2 separate regions of the Homo sapiens genome follow, and region 1 is linked to region 2. A link is a contact called in ENCODE POLR2A ChIA-PET data. All regions are on one chromosome and are shown on one strand. The core of a region is the stretch at or near the end of the contact, and the rest is flanking DNA. Distances in the headings are between cores, read along the strand shown.

What was found. ChIA-PET counts read pairs that join two places held with the same protein, here RNA polymerase II (POLR2A).
Region 1: POLR2A ChIA-PET joins it to region 2 with 12 read pairs in WTC11. The contact joins the promoter of MPDU1 here to the promoter of SPNS3 in region 2. POLR2A ChIA-PET finds 5 or more read pairs at or near these places in 2 of 52 experiments (WTC11 and activated T-cell).

Annotation. Positions count from the first base shown.
Region 1 is chr17:7,578,804-7,585,371 of GRCh38, reverse strand. MPDU1 (mannose-P-dolichol utilization defect 1) reads right to left here and starts at 1,520. Exons shown (of 7, transcript NM_004870.4): 1 at 1,407-1,520. The coding sequence starts at 1,509. MPDU1-AS1 (MPDU1 antisense RNA 1) reads left to right here and starts at 1,280. Exons shown (of 2, transcript NR_136402.2): 1 at 1,280-1,454; 2 at 3,209-3,398. It overlaps EIF4A1 (eukaryotic translation initiation factor 4A1), which reads right to left. Exons shown (of 11, transcript NM_001416.4): 11 at 6,366-6,568. It overlaps CD68 (CD68 molecule), which reads right to left and starts at 5,734. Exons shown (of 6, transcript NM_001251.3): 1 at 5,646-5,734; 2 at 5,045-5,562; 3 at 4,787-4,906; 4 at 4,589-4,661; 5 at 4,306-4,476; 6 at 3,261-3,994. The coding sequence starts at 5,694. The coding sequence ends at 3,861. It also overlaps SENP3-EIF4A1. RefSeq lists enhancers at 75-947, 1,182-1,711, 948-1,822, 1,822-1,871, 1,823-2,696 and 2 more and a silencer at 6,545-6,568.
Region 2 is chr17:4,431,678-4,438,679 of GRCh38, reverse strand. It overlaps SPNS3 (SPNS lysolipid transporter 3, sphingosine-1-phosphate (putative)), which reads right to left and starts at 4,740. Exons shown (of 12, transcript NM_182538.5): 1 at 4,514-4,740. The coding sequence starts at 4,712. RefSeq lists an enhancer at 4,024-4,678.

The DNA of each region.
Region 1 (6,568 bases), core at 271-2,770, 3.1 Mb before region 2:
AGAGACAGGGTTTCACCATGTTGGCCAGGCTGGTCTCGAACTCCTGACCTCAGATGATCCACCTGCCTCAGCCTCCTTAAAGTGCTGGGATTATAAGCTCGAGCTACCGCACCGGGCCCCAGACTGTTACTTTCCAAAACAGCTTTTCTCCGATGCCTACCACCCCCCACATCCAATCTTCCATTCCCTATAAATTAACACCCAAACTTGGCTTGACCTCCACGGCTCTCCATTGCTTCCCCATATAAAGCTGAGAAATGCCCAAGAGCTCTCTGATCCTTTATTTCCCTTCTCTGGGCCAATGGGTGCCCCATTTCACATGTCTTCTCTCTCCAAAGACAAGTCTTCATACCATTTTTTTTTTCTTATTTTAATTTTGAGACGGAGTTTCACTCTTGTTGCCCAGGCTGGAGTGCAATGGCACGATCTTGGCTCACTGTAACCTCTGTCTCCCGGGTTTAAGCGATTCTCCTGCCTCAGCCTCCCGAGTAGCTGGGATTACAGGCGCCTGCCACAACGCCCGGCTAATTTTTTGTATTTTTAGTAGAGGCGGGGTTTCGCCCTATTGGCCAGGCTGGTCTCGAACGCCTGACCTCAGGTGATCCACCCGCTTCGGCCTCCCAAAGTGCTGGGATTACAGGCGTGAGCCACCGTGCCCGCCCCATACCACTCTTTCTTGAACACTCTGACTGTCCCTGGCCCCTACTCAGGGACTAAACCTTACCCTTTCAAGGCTTGCTTTTATGCCCTGGCCATCCACAACTTCTCTAGCCTTGAAGCCTTCCCCTCAAGGAACTTGGTCTAGTGGGAGTCTGACTCTCACGGGTCATGAATGCGGCTAAAACAAAGTGCCCCACGAGCTCAAGAGAGGTACCATGAACTGACAGGGGCAGACTGACGCTCCCCAAACGGTCTGACGGTGACCCTTGTGGAGCTGTCTCGCAATCAGAAAAAGGAAGGGAGGCAAATTATTCCGAAATCAGACTATGAGCAAACCTGGAGGCTGGAAAGAAAGCAATCAGGGTGGCGGAGCCTTTGGGGGTGCAATGAAGGCCCGATTCATCAGGGGCTTTGAATTAAGTTTAACCCTGCTAGCGATCTAATAAAGGTTGGCATGATTTGACTTAATTTTTATTTTGTTTTATAAAAGTTGACTCTTCGTTTTTCATTGTCGCTACAGCACAAACTCCACAAAGAAGTAATTCCACCCGGTGACTTCCCCACTGGCACTAATATGGTGTCCTCCCTCTAAGGAGCCCGAGACACTTCCGCCCTTCTCAGAAGTGACTTCCGTCCAGCTCGGCATGGCGGCAGTCACTGCCGTCACTTAGTCGCCGATCAAGGCTTGGACTAAGGGCCCACGGTCACTCGAGTAGGACTTGGATCGGATGCTGAATAAAACTCACCGTGAAGCAAGTCCCACTGAACGAAAAGTTGGTCGTAGCATTTCTCAGGTAAAAGAATCGGCACGAGCAGCCGTTTAAGCGGTCCGTCCGCCTCGGCCGCCATATTGCAAAGCTAGCTTCCGCCAGTCTCTCCAGACCGCCATTGACTTTCGTTGCGCGTGCGCGCTGCGGACACTCCGCCTCCCGTTCTTTTCCCGCGGCGAAGCTGGCCCGCCCCGTGCCCCGCTCTTTCTGACGCTACCCACCCTCACTCTAGTGGCGTAAAATAAGTCTCAGTCAGGGACCACGTTTTGGACGCGCTGTTGGAATTGTAAAGCTTGCCGAAGCTGCACGCCTGCGCGGTTAGACCTCCCACGCCTTTGTTGACGCTTCCAGTTTGGAAGCCAGATTTACACCCCTGCCTTTCTCCGCTCCTCCTGCTGGGCGCCATCTTGTCTTCTCCTAGCACACTTTGTATTGTTCGAAGTTGAGAGAGAAGGAGCCGGAGTCTCCGAGGTGGCGTTGGGTGGGGGCGCTACTAGCTCCCGTTCTCTCAGCGTCTCTAGAGGGAAGGGCGCCGGTGGGAGCAGGAGAGTCTGCACCGGGCAGGCCTCCTTAGGTGCCGGGTTGCGCGCAGGGCCCTGTGCTTGTCTCGCCTCCGGTTGGCTCAGGCCTCGGAGCATGAGTGCGCCGGCAACTGCTGGGCCCGGGACAGTGAAGCAGAGGAGGAGGTGGGGGAGGCGAGCCCAGGTCGGGGAAGGGCAGCACCTGAATCACCCTTGGGGCCCAGACCCCCAAGAGTCTCCGGGGAGCCGAGGCCTGGCGAGGCAGTCCCGGGATTCGCCCCCTCCCCGCTGGCCCGAGGGCGCACCACGTGCTGGGCAGAGACTTCGGCGAGGCCGAGTGGACCCTGCAGCGCTGCTTGGGAAAGGGCACCTTGGACTACCTGGTGGGGGCGTTGTGCTTCGTTACCGACCGCCGGGACGCCAACCCACGGTGCCCACCCGTGCGTCATTCCGCTGTGGATCAGCCCTTTGGCGGCCCCCCTCCAAAGTCTACAAGGTCACACGGATGTCTGCAGGCAGAGGTGGGGCTGCTGGGGCCCTGCCAGGTGAGGGCTGCCCTTGTGGGGCAGTCTCTGGGCCTTGGAGGCCGGAAGCCTCCTGGGGCTCCTACGGCTGGGGGGTGCTGCTCATCCTGGCTCCCAGGGATTGCGCCGTAGCCAGCTGTAATGGGTGGGACTGGCGCTCACTGCTGGTGCAGGCTGTGGCCATCTGGGAGGTCCTTTCTGGAATCTGGACCTTGGCTGTCCTGAGAGTGACACTCCTCATCTCAAGTACTGGGGGCATGAAGTTAGGCTTGGCAGGTGGCCCCGTGTGGGGGGCATGCTGTTCCCAGGAGCCCCCAGTGGAGGTCAGAGTACCCACTGCTCCTTCTTGATTCAACCCCTTGTAGGTGGGATAGGAGCATGCCAGGTGCTGCGAGGGTTTAATCGGGCTCTTCTGCTGGCCTTGAATATGGTGGACAGGACAGGACATTCTCATTGCTCAGGAGCCACTGGCGCTGCCTTTGGGAATGAAGTTCCACAGCCCCCCACTCATTGCTTTGGCTGTCTGCTGCATTTGAAACTGTACGAGGGTCAGGAAGAAGGCTGCGGGGATGAATGGCTCTACCGGCTTGCCACGGATGGGGAACTGGAGCAGCCAGTGGCCCCAAGAGGAGGAAGGAAGGGAGGCACGGCAGACCCAACACCAGCTGTGCCAGGCTTTGGGGGGTGAACCCATGAGGCATCGTCACACACTGACATTTTCATCCCTCCTCAGCAGCTGCTTCCGGCTCCCTGAGACCCAGCCATGGAAGGCATAGAAAGGCATGTGACAAGAAACTCATGGCTTTTAATCCTGGCAGGACAAGGAAAACCCCGTCAAAGATTTGCATAAATTTTGCTGCTCTCCTGCTGGGGGGGGGGGGGGGGCAGTTCGTCACATTTAATAAAATTCTCTCCCTCCCTTCTCCCGACTGCATTATCTCATATTTATTTATTTGAGACAGTCTGGCTCTGTCGCCCAGGCTGGAGTGCAGTGGCGCGATCTTGGCTTAGTGGCGCGATGACGGCTCACTGCAACCTCCACCTCCTGGGTTCAAGCAGTTCTGCCTCAGCCTCCCAAGTAGCTGGGATTACAGGCCAGCTGGGATTACGCCGCCACACCTGGCTAATTGTATTTTTAGTAGAGACAGGGTTTCACCATGTTGGCCAGGCTGGTCTCAAACTCCTGACCTCCAGTGATCCACCTGCCTCAGCCTCCCAAAGTGCTGGGATTACAGGCATGAGCCGTCATGCCCGGCTTTCTTTTTGTTCTTCAAGAAAGGGAAGGAAAATAACATTGTCTTTGAGCCAGTTGCGTGTCGAGGAAATAAGGGTACCCCCCCACCACACCCCAACCCCCTCAGTGCCCTGGGGTTTGAAGCAAATGCTCAGAGGGCCTGGTAGGCGGATGGGCGTCTCCGGATGATGCAGAAAGCAATAAGCACCAGGGCGAGGAGGCCAAGAAGGATCAGGCCGATGATGAGAGGCAGCAAGATGGACCGGTCACTGGGGCAGGAGAAACCTGGCGGAAGGATAGGGCAGGTAGGTATTTGCAGTGACGTGCTGGTTGGGATAAAGGTGGGAGGAGGGAATGGGGGGATGCTGGGGAGTAGGAGATTGGTGAGGAGCTCACCGCAGTGACTCAGCAGTGATAAAAGGGGGAAACTGGCAGAGTCTTGTAGAGGATGGAAAGAAAGCTGCCCTGTAGCCATGACAAGCTGGGAGAGCGAGATTTGGGGGGTTAAGAAGAGAGATGAGTGGCTTATGGGCCTGGGGAAGGGGTTTTCAGTGCAGTGGGAGGATTCTAGGAGGGAAGGAGTAGGTAGGTCTTACTTTGCCCAAAGACCCCTGTGTGGGGCAGCTGAGCAGCCTGGAGCCTCAGGGAGAGCAGGTCGAGGTGGACAGCTGGTGAAAGAATGATGCTCGAGTTGCTGCAACTGAAGCTCTGCCCCAGGGGTGCTTGGAGATCTCGAAGGGATGCATTCTGAGCCGAGAATGTCCACTCTGGAGGAGTGAGGAAGGGTCAGATCCTATCCACCTCCCTGGCCCCAGCTTAGTCCTTTCAGGAACCCTGGCGTCTAGTGGTAGCAATGAGAAAGGGAAGGAGGTTACTTACGTGCTGCGTGGGGGAAGGACACATTGTACTCCACCGCCATGTAGCTCAGGTAGACAACCTTCTGCTGGAGGTCCTGTGGGGCGAAGAGGAAGGCGCAGGTGGTATCCCTCTCCACAGAGGAAGGAGTAGCGTGTGGGATTGGGAGGGGAGGGGCGCCGGGAGGCTGAGTGAGGGGTGAGACTGAGGTCATGGCTATACCTGCATGAATCCAAAGCTGAGGTGTCCATAGGGGAATGAGAGAAGCAGGTGGGGATGGGCACCCTCACAGCTTCCCTGGACCTTGGTTTTGTTGGGGTTCAGTACAGAGATGCCCCAGGCCTGCGGAAGTTAAAGACTGGAAGGTCACAAGACTGCATGCGATGCCGGCCAAGGTTCCCTGTCCCCTCTTCCTTCTTCCCTCTGAGCCTATATCCAGTCCTGCCTCCCTCCCCTCTCATCCCCCAGTTTTAGCTTTACCTCTCCTCCACCCTGGGTTGTGTACATGACTCGAATCTGAATCTGGGCTTGGAGGTGGACACAGGGCTGGGAACCATTGGTCCACGTGTAGTCTCCAATGGTCTCCTTGGAGGTTGGGCTAGGACTCGGAGAGGGTGGAGGTGGTTCTGGGTGGGCAGAACTGGTGAATCCTGGGCTGGTGGCAGTGCTGTTGCTTGTTGGATGAACCGTGGCATTTCCATGACTAGTGGTGGCAGGACTGTGAGTGGCAGTTGAGGGTCCCTGGCTGGTGGCAGTGCTATTGCTTGTTGGATGAACTGTGACGTTTCCATGGCTGGTGGTGGTGGGGTTGTGAGTGGCAGTCGTGGGTCCGTGGCTGGTGGTGCCTGTGGTGGTTGTCCTGTGAGTGGTGGTTTTGTGGCTCTTGGTAGTCCTGTGGCTGGTTGTTCCAGTGCTCTCTGTAACCGTGGGTGTCACCGTGAAGGATGGCAGCAAAGTAGCTGATTTTTTGTGAGGACAGTCATTCCCTGTCCCCTGGGCTTTTGGCAGAGAGGAGATGGTTAGCAACCCAGGGCAGGCTCCCTCCCAGGGGCCCCCTCCCCTCAGCCTCCTTCCTCCTTACCTGCCAGTAGCCCCAGCAGGGCCCCCGAGAAAAGCACAGCCAGCCTCATGGCTGAACCGCCTCACCCAAAGTCCAGCTAGGCTGTCTGCACCAGTTGCTCAACCCTGCTCCCTCAGCCCTCTCTTGGAAAGGAGGAAATGAAAGTCTCACTTCCTGTACTGGAGATGATCCCACCCACAGCCTGACTCAGGGGCCTCAGCTCTAGCCACCTCTCTCTTAGTCATTAGTTTTTGTAATTAAGTTAGGGGACTGTTGGCCCTGCTTCATCAGGGCAAAGTCAACAGTGTCACATGGGTGCAAACGGAGTCCTAGGGCAGTTGATCCACAGGGATCCATGTGTCAAACTCAGCGAAACTTGCTTGGCAGTTGTGGCAAGTAGCTATGGGAACAGCTGAGGTACAGGCCCCTCCCTTGGTGGGGAAATCGGTTTCCACTCCTTTCCCCTGGACCTCTGGGCTGACCCCTGTACTACTTCCTCTTGGCTGAGGCATGTGAGGGGCTTGTGACCATCCACACCCAGCCCTTTACAGAGGGGCAGCACTCCAGTCAGCATTGTCATTCACAGAGCCGAGAACATGGCTTTCCAGCGTCTGAGAACTCAGATGGTGACAAGAAAGCAACAGCCCAAAGGTAACCATCTGCTGGGGAAGGGGGGAGCAGAGATGCACCCAGTAGCAGGTGGGAGAGGGAAGGGGAGGTAAGAAATGAGAAGCCCAAACAGGCAGTTTCCAAGTCATTTTATTCAGAATTTTGTGTTTGTTTCCTGAATCAATAAATACTATACAAAACAATGTAAAAATGGCTACCATTTTCTCTCCCCTGCTTCCCCCCACCTGGGGACAACCCCCTGGGCAACCTCACTTAGGGGTTTTAGGGGTTCTCCCTCCAGATTTGGTCCAGCAAATGAGGCTGAGTGACATAGT
Region 2 (7,002 bases), core at 3,491-5,990:
GGTGAACATGTACATAAAAAGACGAACGTGTCCTGGCTTGCACGCATGTGCACACACAAGCCTGTTCTTCCAGAGGCACAGCAGTGGGCACCCAGCCTAATGTAGAGAGAGAAAGTGGGTCTCCCAGACACCAGGGTCTGTTTCCTGATAGCCTCTTGGTGTCCTAGAAAGGGTCGGGGTCTGCAGCACCTGCTCACGTGAGCCATGCGGCTCTGGCCCTGTCATTATTATGAAGAAGAACAATCCTCACTTTCATCAGTCAGGAGGTGACTGACAGCCAGGCCCTGAGCTGTACACTCGCAGTTGTCATCCTAAAAGAGGGGGACTGTCATTGCCCCCATTCTACAGATGAGGAAACAGAGGCTTTAGCGGCCCAAGGTTGCCCGTCTGAAGCTGGGGGAGCTGGGGCTCAAATCTCAGCCAGAGGCAGCCTGTCCACACACCCAGAACCACAGAAGGGGAGCAGAAGCCCCCAAGTGGGTCCCCGCAGAAACACCCACACCAAGAAAGCCCTGCGTGCACACCTCTAAGAGCTGCCCCATGCACATGAAGATCAAGGGATCAGAGGAGCAAAGCAAAAAATCCTTGCTCAGGGAGGGACGTGGTGGCTCACGCCTGTAATCCCAGCACTTTGGGAGGCCGAGGCCGGCAGATCTTGAGGTCAGGAGATCAAGACCATCGTGGCTAACACAGTGAAATCCCATCTCTATTTAAAAATACAAAAAATTAGCCAGATGTTGTGGCACAGGCCTGTAGTCCCAGCTACTCAGGAGGCTGAGGCAGGAGAATCGCTTGAACCTGGGAGGCGGAGGTTGCAGTGAGCTGAGATCATGCCACTGCACTCCAGCCTGGGCGACAGAGTGAGACTCCGTCTCCAAAAAAAAAAAAAAAGAAATCTTTGTTTAGACATTTAATTTGTCCCCAATTGCCACTGCAACCTGGCATACAAACTGTTATGTCTTTTTCCCCTTTTAATATTTTGTTTTTTATTTTTATTTTATTTATTTATTTTTGAGACTGAATCTCACTATTTCATCCAGGCTGAAGTGCAGTGACACGATCTCAGCTCACTGCAACCTCTGCCTCCTGGGTTCAGGCAATTTTCCTGCCTCGGCCTCCCAAGTAGCTGGGATTACAGGTGCCCGCCATCACGCCTGGCTAATTTTTGTATTTTTAGTAGAGACGGGGTTTCACCATTTTGGCCAGTCTGGTCTCGAACTCCTGATCTCAGGTGATCCACCTGCCTCGGCCTCTCAAAGTCCCCCTTTTATTATTTTAAATACACAAAGAAGACAGTCATTGGAAAGAAAAAAAGGAGACAACACAGGTAAGCAAAATAAATAGCTAAACGAAAATGCTCCAAATTGTGCCCATCTTCCATTTTCAGGAATGAGGACTCATCCCCTTGTTTTCTCTCCTCCTGGGCTCCTCTCAGCCCCATGGTACTCTAGAGGTGATCCAGAGCCAAGCGTGCACCCACCCTTGCTTTCATCTGTAGCCTACCACCCTGGCCCCATAAGAGCTGTTTCCTGCAAGAACATTTTAGCTGTTTACCCCCACCAGTTCCCAGATGCTCAGCACGGTTTCACTTCTCCAGGTCTCTATCCCCACAGTAACCACAGCCCCCTTTCTTGCACATACAGAGGAAGTGCTGATGGAGAAGGGACCTGGACAGGCAAGACTCAGGGTCTTAGGGCCCAGCCAGGGACCTCCAGGGCTAGCGGCAGAGATAGCGGGTCCCCAGGCTCGTGGGTTCAGAGAGCTCCACACTGGTGATTCCTGGCTCCCATCCACCTCTTGCCCCTTCTCGCCTTTGCGTGCCCTTGGCCCACACTCCAACTCAGGCCTCCTCAGCTTTGGCCTGATCCACTACAGCAGCCTCTGAACTGACTCCCTGGCTCATTTTGCCTCCATCAGGGCCTCAAATCCAATTATATGGCTCCCCATTGCCCAAGGCAGAAAGTCCAAGCTCCCAGTCTGGCACCCAAGAAGCTCTGTTCTCACCCCATACACCCCTTTGGGGTTTTTTGTTTCATGTGTTTTGTTTTGCTTTGTTTTGGCTTTTTGTCTTTAGGGGTTTAGATAAGATCTTGCTCTGTCACTCAGGCTAGAGGGCTCACCGCAGCCTCAAGCAATCCTCCCGCTTCAGCCTCAAGCAATCCTCCTGCTTCAGCCTCAAGCAATCCTCCTGCTTCAGCCTCCCGAGAGGCTGAAGACATCACTGTCCCTGGCTAATTTTTTAAATTTTTTGTAGAGACAAGGTTTTTCTATGTTACCCAGGCTGGTCTCGAACTCCTGACCTCATGTGAGGAGAAGCTCCTGACCTCTGAGCTCCTCAAAGACGATGACCAGGTCTGGGGATGGCTCTGCAGCCCCTAGAGTTTCATGATTCCATAGCCACTCTCTGGCATGCTGAGCTGGTAACTGACAGATCGATGCCCAGGTCTCAGAGATGCCTGGCAGCTGCAGGCACCCTCCTGAGCTCCCAGCCCGGCCTGTGCCTCCCCCTTGTCTGGCCGCACCTCTCCGCCTCGCAGGACTGCCATCAACCAGCCTCTATCTCTGCCCCATGAGATGGTCATTCCTGAGTTCAGGAACTCCAAGTCCGATTTCCTCCCTGGGTCCACAGCAGCCAGCAGGGGGTCCTGCCCACAGTTAGTGCTCAGCCGGTCTTGAATGAATGAATGACAAGAAGAGAAGAGCAAGTGGAGCCTCAATCAGCTGTTGTTATTGTTGTTGTCTTTGTTTGAGACGGAGTCTCGCTCTGTCGCCCAGGCTGGAGTGCAGTGGCACGATCTCAGCTCACCGCAACCTCCGCCTCCCGGGTTCAAGCGACTGTCCTGCCTCAGCCTCCCGAGTAGCTGGGATTACAGGCGTGAGCCACCACGCCTGGCCCCTGATCAGTCTTGAATGAATGAATGAGTGAGTGAGTTAGTGAATGAGTGACAGAAGACAGAGCAGGTTGAGCCCTGAAGCCTGCAAGAAGGAAGGCAGGACGTGTGAGGTTTGCGAGCAGCCTGTTGTCCTAGAAACACAGCCAGCAGGAGCTATTCTTGTCTGGCCCAGGCTACCCTGTCCTCCACCTAGAACCTGGGGGCCTCTGCCTGGAAGTCCTGCCTGCTGTCCTCACCCACCCACCCCTCATTATGTCTCTGGCCCCACCCCCACTGTGCCCTCCCTTAATTTTTAAAAAATATTTATTTATTTATTTATTTTTTATTTTTTATTTTTTTTTTTTTGAGACAGAGCCTTGCTCTGTCGCCCAGACTGGAGTGCAATGGTGGGATCTTGGCTCAATGGTGGGATCTCGGCTCACTGCAACATCCACCTCCCAGGTTCAAGCAATTCTCTGCCTCAGCCTCCCCAGTAGCTGAGATTACAGGTGCCCGCTACCATGCTCGGCTAATTTTTGTAGTTTTAGTAGAGACGGGGTTTCACCATGTTGCCCAGGCTGGTCACAAAGTCCTCACTTCAAGTGATCCGCCCACCTTGGCCTCCCACAGTGCTGGGATTACAGGCCTGAGCCACCGCACCCAGCCCTAAAATATTTTTAATTTTTTAAATAGAGACAGAGTTTCGGCTGGGCGCAGGGGCTCATGCCTATAATCCCAACACTTTGGGAGGCCGAGGCAGGCGGATCACCTGAGGTCTGGAGTTCGAGACAGCCTGGCATACACGGCAAAACCCCGTCTCTACTAAAAATACAAAAACTAGCCTGGCATGGTGGTATGCGCCTGTAGTCCCAGCTACTCGGGAGGCTGAGATAGGAATCGCTTGAACCTGGGAGGCAGAAGTTGCAGTGAGCCGAGATCGCGCCACTGCACTCCAGCCTGGGCAACAGATTGAGACTCTGTCTCAAGAAAAAAAAAAAAGGCCGGGCACGGTGGCTCATGCCTGTAATCCCAGCACTTTGGGAGGCCGAGGCGGGTGGATCACCTGAGGTCAGGAGTTCGAGACCAGCCTGACTAGCATGGTAAAACCCCGTCCCTACTCCTCCTCTACTCAAAATACAAAAATTAGCCGGATGTGGTGGTGCACGCCTGTAATCCCAGCTACTCGGGAGGCTGAGGCAGGAGAATCACTTGAACCTGGGAGACAGAGGTTGCAGTGAGCTGAGATTGCGCCACTACACTCCAGCCTGGGCGACAGAGCGAGACTCTGTCTCAAAAAAAAAAATAAATAAATAGAGACAGAGTCTCACTATGTTGTCCAGGTTGGTCTCAAACTCCTGGGCTCAAGCAATCTTCCTGCCTCAGCCTCCCAAAGTGCTGGAATTACAAGCGGGAGCCACCATGCCCAGCCTGTGTCCCTTCTTAGTTGAGGCTGGATTGGGAACATCAGTTGGTCCTCCCCGATTCGAGCACAGCTGAAAACCACCTCTAGAGGTGAGAACACCAGAGATGGGCCCAGGAGCAGAAAGATGGGTGATGGCTGGAAGGCCACCATGGATCTGCAGCCCCTGGCTGGTGGGCACAGCAGCAGGTACTGCCCAGGGTAGCCATCCCCTCCTCACCTGCAATGATGAACCAGTTCATGTAATTCAGGAGGTTGATGTAGCAGAGGACGGCGGCAGCCACGTAGGCCCTCCACGGGGGCAGGCTCCAGGAGGTGGGCGTGATGGGAGGGGGACACTGCCTGCCTGGCCCTGGGGACTGGCCCTGCAGACCTCCTGGCCCAGGCTCAGGGCACTCCGCTGACATCCCCCCAGCCATGCCAGCCTGCAGCTCTTGGCCTGAGACTGGCGCCAGGATGAAGCAACATTAGCTCAGCACGAAGTCACTTCCTGTGGGGTCCCAGGCTCCAAACCTCAAAGCACCTGCCCTAACTGTTGGGCGTCTTATCGCAGGTTCCTCCTGACCCCACGGCAGCTTCACCAGTGCGATTTCCCCATCGTCAGCCTCTGAGACCTGCTACGGAGGACAAGGGCTCCTGGCACCCCCACCCTGGGGACTGGACAACTCTGTGGTCCCCTTGATCTAGCCTGCAGCTTCAGTGGCTGCAGTGAGGAAGGGAAGCTTCCAGGGCAGGAAATGAGATGAGCCTCCCAGAGTGCTGCTTGCTGTGAGATGGTCTAGCTGCCCGTACGGGACTGTGAACCAATGCCTTGAAGCCGGGGCAAATGAGGAAGGCTGGGCATTGGCCAGGACAGCAGCATTGCACTCGACTGCCAGGCAGGATGAGCACCTACCCAGGATCTAAGGTCCTTCCCGGAAAAACAAAGGTAGCAGAGGGGGCTGCCTACAAGAAGACAGCCTGTGTGCAAAACTCATCAGTGGGGGCTAAATCTGGGGGGAAGACTTCAGTGAGGGGGGAGGGTGTCAGCACGGTCACGAAGCATCTCTTGATAGATTGCTTATTAGTAACAAAAGGAAAAAGAGTAACTATACAGTAGAGGAATCAGACATCTTGACCAAGGGGTTAAAATAAATCACCTGTGAGAGGCAGGAGGGTGTCGTGTGCCTCCAGATGTGAAGGTCTTCGCAGGTCACAGCATCATCTATGTGGCATTCCAGCCAGGAAGGCACAACCGGAATCTCATCATGAGAAGACATCAGCCAGACGCGGTGGCTCGCACCTGTAATCCTAACACTGGGAGGCCAAGACAGGAGGATCATCCAAGCCCAGAAGTTTGTGACCAGCCTGGGCAACATGGTGAAACCCCATTGCTACAAAAATACCAAAAAAATAAAAAATTTTAAAAAAAAATAGCCGGGTGTAGTGGTGTGCGTCCACAGTCCCAGCTACTTGGGAGGCTGAGGTAGGAAGGATCGCCTTAGCCTGGGAAGTCGAGGCTGCAGTGAGCCATGTTCGTGCCACTGCACTCCAGGCTGGGTGACAAAGCAAGACCCCAACTCAAAAAAAAAAATTTTTTTTTTAATTTTTAAAATGAAAAAACATCAGACAAGCCCAAATTGAGAAACACTATTTCTTTAAAGGGACTGTATATTGAAAAATGTCAGAGTCATGAAAGACTAAGAAAGACTGAGGGAGCTAGGCGTGGTGGCTCACGCTTGTTATCCCAGCACTTTGGGAGGCCGAGGCAGGTGGATCACCTGAGGTCGGGAGTTCAAGATCAGCCTGACCAATGTGGAGAAACCCCGTCTCTACTAAAAATACAAAACTAACTAGGCATGGTGGCAGGTGCCTGTAATCTCAGCTACTCGGGAGGCTGAGGCAGGAGAATTGCTTGAACCCGGGAGGCACAGGTTGTGGTGAGCCAAGATCACGCCATTACACTCCAGCCTGGGCAACAAGAGCAAAACTCTGTCTCGAAAAAAAAAAAATATTCTGAGGGACTGTTTTGGATTAAAAGCAACAAAGAGACAAGATAGGCCAGGCGCGGTGGCTCATGCCTGTAATCCCAGCACTTTGGGAGGCCCAGGCGGGCGGATCACGAGGTCAGGAGTTCGAGACCAGTCTGGCCAACATAGTGAAACCCTGTCTCTACTAAAAATACACAAAAAAGTAGCTGGGTGTGGTGGTGTGCACCTGTAGTCCCAGCTACTCAGGAGGCTGAGGCAGGAGAATCATGTGAACCCGGGAGGCAGAGGTTGCAGTGAGCCAAGATCGTGCCACTGCACTCTAGCCTGGGTGACAGAACAAGACTCCGTCTCAAAAAAAAAAAAAAAAAAAAGAGAGACAAGACAATAAGACAATTAAGAGCAGTACAGGATCCCAACCTCGCTCCTGTACTGGATCAACTGATAAAACTGGATCAGGAAGAAATAGCATATCAGCATCTGTGAACTATGGTTATGTAAGTAAATAAGTAAATATCCTTATCTGAAGTATCTAGAGGTACAGGGCCATGATTTATGCCACTCATTCTCAAACGGTTCAGGAAAAAATATTAGATATGTATAGTAAGAAAACAAATGGGGCAAATATTAATAATAGATGAATCTGGGTAAAGATTATAAGAGTTTCTTTACGCTATATGATAAACTTTCTATAAGTTATAAATTATATCTAAACAAAAAGTTAAAGCATAAAATGACAAAC